2 separate regions of the Homo sapiens genome follow, and region 1 is linked to region 2. Evidence: read pairs that join two places in POLR2A ChIA-PET (ENCODE). Cell type or tissue: Panc1. All regions are shown on one strand. Each heading gives the region's core, and the rest is flanking DNA. Links, peaks and the distances in the headings are about the cores only. Region 1 has its middle 38 kb from the start of BBS12. Region 2 overlaps LOC105377407 (a long non-coding RNA gene).

Evidence for each region. ChIA-PET counts read pairs that join two places held together with the same protein. Peaks named below come from ENCODE experiments on the same cell type or tissue, not always from the same donor. Only the 100,000 strongest peaks of a DNase experiment are listed, where the experiment ranks them.
Region 1: POLR2A ChIA-PET joins it to region 2 with 5 read pairs; 1 of 35 experiments calls an interaction of 5 or more read pairs at or near these places.

Annotation. Positions count from the first base shown.
Region 1 is chr4:122,768,097-122,773,485 of GRCh38, forward strand. No RefSeq gene overlaps it. Among named protein-coding and RNA genes, the nearest start is that of BBS12, 38 kb to the left of the region's middle. In Panc1, for the core only: no CTCF peak of the experiment used is centred there; no DNase peak of the experiment used is centred there; H3K27ac peaks cover 388 bases.
Region 2 is chr4:124,114,462-124,119,850 of GRCh38, forward strand. The region is part of intron 2 of LOC105377407 (a long non-coding RNA gene); the gene reads right to left. Among named protein-coding and RNA genes, the nearest start is that of LINC02516, 440 kb to the right of the region's middle. In Panc1, for the core only: no CTCF peak of the experiment used is centred there; no DNase peak of the experiment used is centred there; H3K27ac peaks cover 1,178 bases.

The DNA of each region.
Region 1 (5,389 bases), core at 334-5,333, 1.3 Mb before region 2:
GTCCAAGATCAAGGTACCAACAGATTTGGTATCTGGTGACAGATTTTTACTTCCAAGATGGCACCTTGTTGCTGTGTCCTCACATACCAGAAGGGAAAAAGCTGGGGGGAGGGGGAAAGGGGCCTAGCTAATATCTTCCAGCTCTTTTATAAGGCTGCTAATCCCATACATGAGGGCTCTGTCCTCCTGACTTAATTAGCCCTTAAAGGCCCGAGCTCTTAATACTATCACATTGGCGATTAAGTTTCAACTTACAAATTTTGGAAGGATGCATTCGGACCATAGCAACCCATTTTACAATGATGGTATAAATATAAGGCCATTTATGACAACAATGAATAATGGTCAACTTTCACCTGCTTTCAAAATCTAAGCCCTTTTCCTATTTTATTCTCCTTGAGTGTATTGTTCTCATCTTCAGTGCATGAAAAAAAATGGCATAGAGGCATAATTTTTCAAAAGCCAATTACCTCAATGGCTATGGTTGCAAGCTCTCATGCATGGTTCATGAAAGTCCAGAGACTGGTTCTTCTTTGTGATGGTAAAAGAAGATGTGAACTTATGAATAAAGGTGACAAGATACACATGGCCTCATATCAGGCTATGAGAGATTAAAGCCAGAGGGCTAAGTAAACCTTAGCTTTCATGAGTTATCTAAGAATTCAGTGCTCTAATTTTTCCCTGATACTGGGCCTGGAAAAAAAAATGCTTGAAATGACGCTTTAAAAATTATACTGGGAGAAATGAGGCTAAAGCTTCTGGAACCATAAAGATTCCACAGAACTTTTTTCGAAAGGAATTAAACATTTGTGCTATGAATTAAATAGAAGTCTAGAAATGGCTTCAAGAGATGAGTAAGGAGGACGGGGTAAAGAGGGAACCTCAATATCACAGAATATTGGATTTAGCGTTAGAAGATCTAAAGAAATTCAGTTTTCTCTACTTTAATCCTCCACTTCACTGCTTAAAACCCGAGGCTTCCTAGTGCTTCTAGAATGAAATTCAAACCCCTGCACCTGGGGAAGGCAGTCTGGCCCTTGCCAGCCTCTCAGGGCTGCTTCCCTCTGTCTTCCTTTCTATCTTGGATGCCCAGCACCACACAGACTTGCAGTGGCCCTAATGGACCCTAACTTCCATGACTTTGCATTTGCTGGACCTTCTTTCTGTGTTTTTTCTTTTAATTAAACACATTTTTTTTTTTTCAGATAGGTTCTCACTATGTTGCTCAGGCTGGTTTGAAACTCCTGGGCTCAAGCGATCCTCCCATCTCAGCTTCTGGAGTAGCTGGAATCAAAGACAGGCGTCACCTGGCCTGGCTTCCTACCCTTTCTCCAAGGGAGAAATGTTCCTTCTTTAGCCTGTTCCACAGTATAATCTGCATATGACTATGCCAACACTTGTTTCTCTGTGTACATGCTCCCTCCCTCCCTCATCTTTGTGATTCTAGCACTTAACACAGAATAACAGCCAAAAAAAGCTTATTGGATAAATAATGAACATTAAGATACATGTTGGAGGCCGGGTGTGGTGGCTCACGCCTGTAATCCCAGCACCTTGGGAGGCCGAGGCAGGCAGATCATGAGGTCAGGAGATCGAGACCATCCTGGCTAACGCGGTGAAACCCCGTCTCTACTAAAAATACAAAAAATTAGCTGGGCGTGGTGACACACACCTGTAGTCCCAGCTACTCAGGATGCTGAGGCAGGAGAATCACTTGAACCCAGGAGGTGGAGGTTGCAGTGAGCCAAGATCGTGCCACTGCACTCCAGCCTGGGTGACAAAGTGAAACTCCGTCTCAAAAAAAAAAAAAAAAAAAGATACATGTTACAACACTGTGAGCTGAGGCAGTGGAAATACCTATGACAGTGAAGGTGAGAGTAATTCTTCAAAGGTGTTCTCTGGAGTCAGGGAGACACTTGGGCCTGTCATAGCGCCTGGCTCTTGGTCACTCTGAATGTCAGTTGAATTGTTATGTTTGTATTCATGGTTGAGGATCCCATTCCCATATTAGCCGCCACAAATCTAAAAATCTTTAATTGTAAAAAAAAAAAAAAAAAAAAAAAAAATCAAATGATTTCTGCATAAGGTAGATACCAGTTAGGCCAGACTTTCACTGTTCACATTCTACTTGCTCAAATATTCTCTTAATAAAAATGGGCTCATTTAGTTTGCTTTTTACTTGGAGCAAAAGTAGCTCTCTATCCGACAGGAGTGGACAAAATTCTGGTTTTGAACAGAGGATGTGTTCATAAGTACTTTTTGATTACCAGCCTCTAACTTATTTATAATTCAGATCCCTTGCTTTTCTTCTTATTCCCTCTGATGTCCAATTTTTCACCCTTTAAGTATTCTATCTCATTCATGGGTGATGGAGAGAATGAAAAAAAGAAAATTGATTAAGTTTTATAAACCTTCTTGGAATAGGAATTTTCACTAGAAGTTTCTGTAAATTCCATGCACTTCCCTAAAGATCTTAATATCAGAGGTATATTTGTGTACTTCTGAGAATCAGGTTTTTTATAGAGAAAACATATTCCTTATAGAACTGCACATCAAAAAGGTAAATTATACTACACGTAAATCTGAAAAGAAATTTTAAGAACTTTTAAAAGTTCAACAGAAAAGTTAAGTTTTAAGAGACAGATGGTGTTAGGAAAGTTCGTTAGCTCATTAGAGAAAAAAAAAAAAAGGTAAGAGGTTGAACTTGCACTATCTACCAAAATGAATTCCAGGAGAATTAAAGAACTCAATATTTTTTTAAGTCATAAGATAAAAAAGGAGAGATTTATTAAGACCCTGGAGTAGTGAGAGCTTTCTAAAATTATAAAGATGAAGAAAATGTTGAATGAAAAGATTCATGGATTTGGCTATATAAAACTGTGGAAATGTGGATATCTGAAAGCCCCCAAATTAAACAAACCGGAAAAATACATTTTCAACAAATATGACAAGAAAGTGTCTTTACTGTATAAAGAAATTATACAAATCAATAAGAAAGTCACTTAAAACTAAATTGATAAGCCAGGTGTGGTGGCTCGCACCTGTAATCCCAGCACTGTGGGAGGCCAAGGCGGGTGGATCACAAGGTCAGGAGTTCAAGACCAGCCTGGCCAATATGATGAAACCCCGTCTCTACTAAAAATACAAAAATTAGCTGGACATGGTGGCAGGCACCTGTAGTCCCAGCTACTCGTGAGGCTGAGGCAGGAGAGTCACTTGAACCCGGGAGGTGGAGGTTACAATGAGCCAAGATCACACCACTGCACTGCAGCCTGGGCGACAGAGCAAAATTCCATCTTAAAAAAAAAATAAAACAAACAAACAAACAAAAACCTAAATTGATAAACAAAACATATACAATAATTTCTATTTAATTTTGCAGTTATTATTTCTATTTTCTCTGCTATAGCTATCACGTAATATTCTCTATACTTTAAAGAAGATTAAAGAAGGGAAAATGTAATCTACTTATTCTGATATTAGAAAATACTTGAATCTTCTTCCCATCTTAACTATAGAATTATGGTTTTTCTTTTTAAAATTCTTAATGACAAGTTTTTTTTATTTCATTACTAACTTGTGTCAAGCACATAGCAGGCAAGGCTAAGGCCAAGTCCAAGGCCTCAGACATTTGGCCAGTAAAGACACAGTAAGCCCATTTTAGCTTTAGACTGTTTATTGCTTCCATGGACAGCAAAGAAAAAGTAGCAAAGGCACCAGTTTTCCTTGGTCCTTGTTCCACACAGCAGAAAGAATGACACTGAAACAAAAGGGCAGGATGATAGCAAAATGAGTTGTGGTACACTCTGTTGCCAAGGAGGGAATTCTAGATTGTAACTAAGCAGTTCTATAGCCAGCAACTCTGTCTAAAACGGGTGAGGCAGAAAGCCTCACACCTCATCTGAACTTGGGAGGCAACAAGAAACTCTCAATGTCAGTTTCCCAGGTAGCTAGGGAAGTGAGTGAGAAATATACTTGTAGCAGCTCATTGCAAGCCTCCATGCTCTTATGCTCCAGGAAGGCCATAGGGAAGATTTCCCAAGGCGTAGGTCAGACAGTAATTCAAACCTTTCCCACATGGCTATGTGGATCTTTCTAAGGTGCAAAGCCACTAGGGCATCATGGCAGAGCTGTCCCCCTACAACTCATTGGCCACCTACGTGACCTGCAGAATCCCTCACATCTTCCTATCTGCAATAAGATTTTCTTCACTTTTCCCCTTTCCTGTTTGTGAAGTAAAGCCGTATGATCCATCTGCATAGAACTCCCTGCCTGCTCTCTTTAGTTAACTACATTTTCCCAAATTACGTAATGCCTTTTACTATGCTATGAGAAATAAGAAAAAGTATGAGTTATATACTGTTGTGTAATCAATCACCCCAAAACGTAGTGGCTTAAAACAACAACCATTTCCTATTTCCTATGATTCTGTGAGTTGTCTGGGTGCTCCTCTGCTGTTTTTGCCTTGGCATACTGCTGGGAGGTCCAAGATGGCCTCCAGCACGCATTTGACCGTTGGTGATGACTATCAGTTGGGGCATGTTGGTTCTCCTCCACGTAGCCTCTCATCTTCAGAAAGGTAAACTGGCTGCCTTACAATGTCAGTCTCAGGGCAGCATTCCCAGAGAACAAAGGCAGAAACCCTGAGACCTTTTAAGGTCTAGTTTGGAAGTCACACAACTTTACTTCTACCACATTTTCTTTTAGTTAATGCATATGATAAGGACAGCCCAGAATCAAAGTATGAGAAATAAACTCCCTTTTTATACAGAACGATTTACAGAAGAGTGTTTCCATGTTTTTCAATAATGCAAAAAGAGGAAAAATTGACTACTTGAAATGAATAGGTTCATTGAAGCCCAAATAAAATATGACTTTGCTTTTCATTCAGGTAAGTAAGAATGCCAATAGACTGAACATCTTCAGTTCTAGTCTAAATCACTGTTCATTTCTAAATCACTGTAACACTAAGAGGTCACAAGAATTAAAAAATAAAGGAAACTACAAAAGTTGTCATAAGCCCAGAAAGTTTTTGCAAGAGGAAGTGGAGGCACTAAGTCTTATTTCCCTAGGCAATGTGACCTGACAAGTGTGCTTTCCAAACCTCAGAGAGTTATGCCAATTTCATTCCAAGCCTCTTTAGTTAATAACAGAATGGAGAAGACCAGGTAAAGATTTCATAACTGAAAAGGGAATTTGCAAATTAACTCTCTCAGTTGGCCAACATTCACTGACAGGAGTTTGCATTTTTATTATCATGTACCTTGCATAACTGATGAGAGTTAAATGAGAACATGAATGTAATATGCCTGCTGTAATGCCTGGCTTACCTTTGCCAATAGTTGCTACTATTGTTTTATTCAGGCCTTCACCCAGAATTTCATTGTTC
Region 2 (5,389 bases), core at 107-5,106:
ACATATTTATAATAAATAATTAGAAATGTAGAAATAAAATATTCCCTAATTTGAAAGATATTTTATATCAAAGTACCAGTAAATAGCATCCTTAGTGGAGAAGCTTAAAATATTTCCTTTAACATCAAGGGTACACATAAAACAAAGTTATCCTCTATCATTGCCACTATTTAGCATAAGACTAGGTTTCATTCAACACTCAAAGAATTTAAAAAGAAGAAATAAGAGGTGTAAGTCCTCAAGGAAAAGAGGACTATATTATGTTCATACAGTATGATTACCTATAAAGAAAAACCAAAGGAATCATTAGAAAAAAATAGAATAAGAGCATTCAGCAAGGTTTCTGGGCACAGGATTGACTAAGAAAAAAAAACAGTAGCATTTATCTGTTCTACTAATAAGCAACTGAGAAATATAAAGTGTTCATAAATTTACTTAATAAAGAATATATGATACTTCTATGGAGAAAAAAATCTAAATTTCAGTAGAATAATGTGCAAAGAGTTTAAGAGACAGTTCACAGATGAAGATTGCAAAAGGTTAAAAAGTAAATGAGAGAGGCTCAAGCTCATTGGTAAATAAAATGCAAATAAAAGCAACAATTGTAGATGTAAAACTCTATAGAATTTTACCATCAGTTTAGCAGAATCTTGAAAGGTGAGATACTCATAGCTATATAGAGTTATAGGTATCCTCCATGCACTGTAGGTGGGAGTATAGATTCCTACCTTTCAGACAACCATTCTGGAGAATAACTTGGCAATATTTAAACAGAGGAAATGCATATTCCACTACTCACCAGTCTTGCTCCCAGATTAATATTCTATGGAAATAAAGGTTATATGTACAAATGGTGATATGCACAAAAATTTCCAGAATTTTTGGAATTTGAGCATACTTCTCTGATAGAATGGTTAGTGAAATAGTGTGGGTGCATGCTTTAGAATATTGTAGCAGCACTTGAAAGGCTCATACTGGATATATAAATAGAAACAATCATGGGTGAGTCTTAAAAACATAGTGATGAGTTAAGTAAAAAAATTCATATTTATATAAATTAAAATACATATATAAATACAAAATAGTAATACATATTTTATGAGAATTTGTACAAGAAAAAATACTACATCAAAAGCATTAGGAAAGTAGCTTACAATGGATGGTATGGCATGGAGATAAAAAGGTGTAAATAAATAATACAAAAGAGGGGACATTTGTTCTATGGATCAATGACAATTGTATCATAAACAGAAGAGTGCGATTAACCCAAAGCTATGTATTTGAGGTAAAGAGGAAAAAAAGGCTTTAGATAATCAAGGAACCTACATATGGTTAAAAAAGAGAATGTTTTATTGTTATTTCCATCTGATACAAAGTATTATGGGACTCTGTTATTTTAAATAATTAAATCTGAAAATCCACTTAACAGTACTCATAAATGACCATATTCTGAAAGCAAGGAATGGAAAAAAAGGACCATTATCTACTTCTGAGAGTGAGGACTAGCTAGCCCTCTTTCCCCTCATGTGTGATATGTTACTTCTGGCATACTGACAGAGTGGGGCAACAGTATCCATCTTATATTACATGTTAGAACATTTTACTACTTTCTTATCATTCTGGCACATCTGTGGATCATTTAGTGCATGTCCACTTTGAAGACCACTGTTCTAAAGGAGTATCAACCAATCTGATGAACTAATTTGAACATTGTAATGTGTATGTTTATATGCAGCTGTCTATGTAAATGCATATATGCAATCATCCTTTTCTGAAAACTTTTCACATTACAATTGACCCTTGAACAACATACATTTGAACGGCACAGGTCCACTTATATGTGAATTTTCTTCCGCCCCACCATACCAGAGACAGCGATTCCAACTCCTCCTCCTCAGCCTACTCAATGTGAAATGATGAAGGTGAAGAATTTTTTGATCAACTTCCACTTAATGAATAGTACATATATTTTCTCTTGCTTATGATTTTCTTAACATTTTCTTTTCTCTAGCTTATCTTATTGTAAGAATACCATATATAATACATATAACCTACAAACTATGTGTTAATTGACTGCTTATGTTATCAGTGAAGCTTCTGGTCAACGATAGTCTATTAGCAGTTAAGTTTTTGTGGGGCTCCAATGTTACATGCAGATTTTTTACTCCCTGGGGATTTGGTGCCCTAACCCGTGTATTGTTCAAAGATCAACTGTACGATTTTTTAGATAAGTAACAAAGAATAATTTATGCTATTTTCATTTGCAAATACCATCTTAAAAATATGCAGTTATTAGGAAGTGATTCAGAGACTCATAAGGAGAAAGACTGAAAATGTATGTGAAAGAAATAGTGCAAATCAGAGAGTAAGAGGTGATTGTAACCAGAATATTCTCATGTTTCTTGTAGACTTAGCACAGACAGCTTAAACCGTGCTAAAAGGATAATTAATTAAGTACAGTTAACTGAGAGGTTTTTCTGTTATAGTAATATCCTGTTTACTTAACATCTTTTCTCCTTTCAGAATTTTGCAATAAATTCAGGGTATTAACTAGATAAATAAAAATGCAGACAGGCACACAGGTGCACACACACACACACACGGAATAAGATAGTATCTTGAAATATTTATCTTTGTGTGTTTTTTTTTATTTCTGCATGTCTCTGCAAATTAGAAACAAACACATTTCTTTGAATAGAGTTCGAATTGTAATAAAGGAAAGGTAAAGAAAATGAAACAGTTAAAGCACCTTTTCTCCCCAGACTAGGCTCTCGAAAGTCCAAAGTTTCAAACCTGAGCAGGATAAGGCATAGAGGTTTTGATTCAGCAAAAGATTTAAAAATGTGTAGTGGGAGAAGCAATCAATATTTGCCTGTGACATTGCTTGGCCGAGCTGCATGCATCTAAATTAGCCCAAGTGGACAGCCACATTTAGAGAGCCAGGACAAGCATATGTCAACCCCACTGAAATCCAGAGAGGTGGTAGTGGCAAAGGGATTTAGGAGATTTTCATAGCACTTATATTTGAGTGAGACATGACGGTGATAAAAACCTGCCCCTGCGGAGCGTGGTGACTCACGCCTGTAATCCCAGCGCTTTGGGAGGCCGAGGCGGCGGATCACGAGGTCAGGAGATGGAGACCATATTGGCTAACATGGTGAAACCCCGTCTCTACTAAAAATACAAAAAATTAGCCGGGCGTGGTGGTGGGCGCCTGTAGTACCAGCTACTACTCGGGAGGCTGAGGCAGGAGAACGGCGTGAACCCGGGAGGCGGAGCTTGCAGTGAGCACCAAGATTGCGCCACTGCACTCCAGCCTGGGCGACAGAGCCAGACTCCGTCTCAAAACAAACAAACAAAAAACCTGCCCTGATGACATTTTTAGATTTATGTTCACATATAGATACCTGTGTGTTTTTGTGATGCACAAGTGGCCCATTCCCTTGATGGGGAGATTATGCAGAGGCAAATAAGGCAGGTGCCATAATAATTGCTCTCTTCAGTATCTACCCCAACCTTTCATCCTGACCACTAGATTGATAATCGGACAAGTCTTAGCACGACCCAATTGGAGAATCACTGGACCTGACAAGGAAGAAGAGAAACTGTGGGCCATAGGACCTGTAGGACTAGATGACATGTGCTCAGGAGTGGATTCTTAAGGTACTGCATTGAGGAGAATAGAACACAAAACTAGAAAATGGATATTTGGTCAATATAGGGCAGTTTCTTATGATTCAGAATTTAACAGCCTGGCAAGGACCCAAGGATAACAACTCACGTTGCCATTAGAGTATTAATTCATGATAGGATGGCACTGGGAAGCTTGGAAAAAGTGATGACCCACATTCAATGAAGGAGAGATGCCAGAATAATCATGCCAAATTATAAAGGAAAAGATTAAAAGTCTTAAAGAAGTAGTCATGCTGGAATATGTCTACTATATTAGACCAGAATATTTACTAACTATGTTCCTTGGATTCCATAAAGAATACGCAGTTTATTTCTGGGTAAGGTGGCTCACGCCTGTAATCCCAGCACTTTGGGAGGCCGGGGCGGGTGGATCACCTAAGGTCGGGAGTTCGAGACCAGCCTGACCAACATGGAGAAACCCCTTCTCTACCAAAAATACAAAATTAGTTAGGCGTGGTTGTGCATGCCTGTAATCCCAGCTACTTGGATGGCTGAGGTAGGAGAATCGCTTGAACCTGGGAGGTGGAGGTTGTGGTGAGTTGAGATCGCGCAATTGCACTCCAGCATGGGCAACAAAGAGCAAAAATCTCTGTCTCAAAAAATAATTTAAAAAAATACTCAGTTTATCAAATTGATCATTGAATGTGTTAGTGAGGAGGATATTTGTTCAGTATTGGCTCTCCAAGACTGACAGGAGAGGGTGTTACAAAACTGTGCTCCCTGGTAGCAATGGGATGATGGGATCACAGAATTTGAGAAGCCATGTGGCGGCACTTAGCTATCAGAAGCAACAGAGGTGGAATTACCTTCAAGGCAGCAAGATTACAGTGGCACCAAGGGGAGGCTAACCTACAGAACTATATAATTGAAAGAGATCAAAAACAAATAGGAAGGGGACTGAGGTCACCCATCTCAGCAGAAAATCACCACCCTTGGCCAGTTTCCAGAGCTAGTTCTTAGACACAGAACCTGTCAACTTAAGGACAGTCCAGATATCCATGAGGAAGCACCCTGTGACACCATGACAAGTTTATACAGTAGTGATCACCTCAGTCTTTTTACAGAGAGACAGACTTATGACCATTTACTTGAGTAACTGTGCATTTGGATGCTGCATCTGAGTTGCTTATGATACCATGTGCCTCTATATGCTGTCATGGCATCCCTCTTATAGAAGAGATATATAAGGGTCAGGTTATATATGAAATCTTTACGTAGGTCCATCTTACCTTGATACTACTGGGTTCACCAACTGGCCTGCTGGGCATTTCCCCAGTTTCTAAGTGTATAATCAGAATGGATATAGTGAGCTGTTGGCAAAACCCTTACCATTGGTCCCTGAACCTGTGGAGTAAGAGCTATTGTAGTGGGAGAGAGCAAGGAAAAACCCTTGAAACAGTCCCGGTTTACTCACCAAGGTAGCAAATCAAAACCAATAGATCATTCCAGGGGAGCATGCCAAAGACTATGCTACCTTCAAAAACTTAAAGGACTTAAAGGATGTTGATTGGGATGGTGATTACTCGAGTGTAATATATTTGTCAAATCTCATCAACTTACAATCTGTGCATTTTTTGTATGTTAAATTAGGGTAATAAAGTTGATTTAAACAAAGCAAAACAAAACTAACTTTTTATAGCTAGTCAGCCTGTGTGAAAGATAACTCTCTTTCCAATACATTATGTTGAACTGTTTT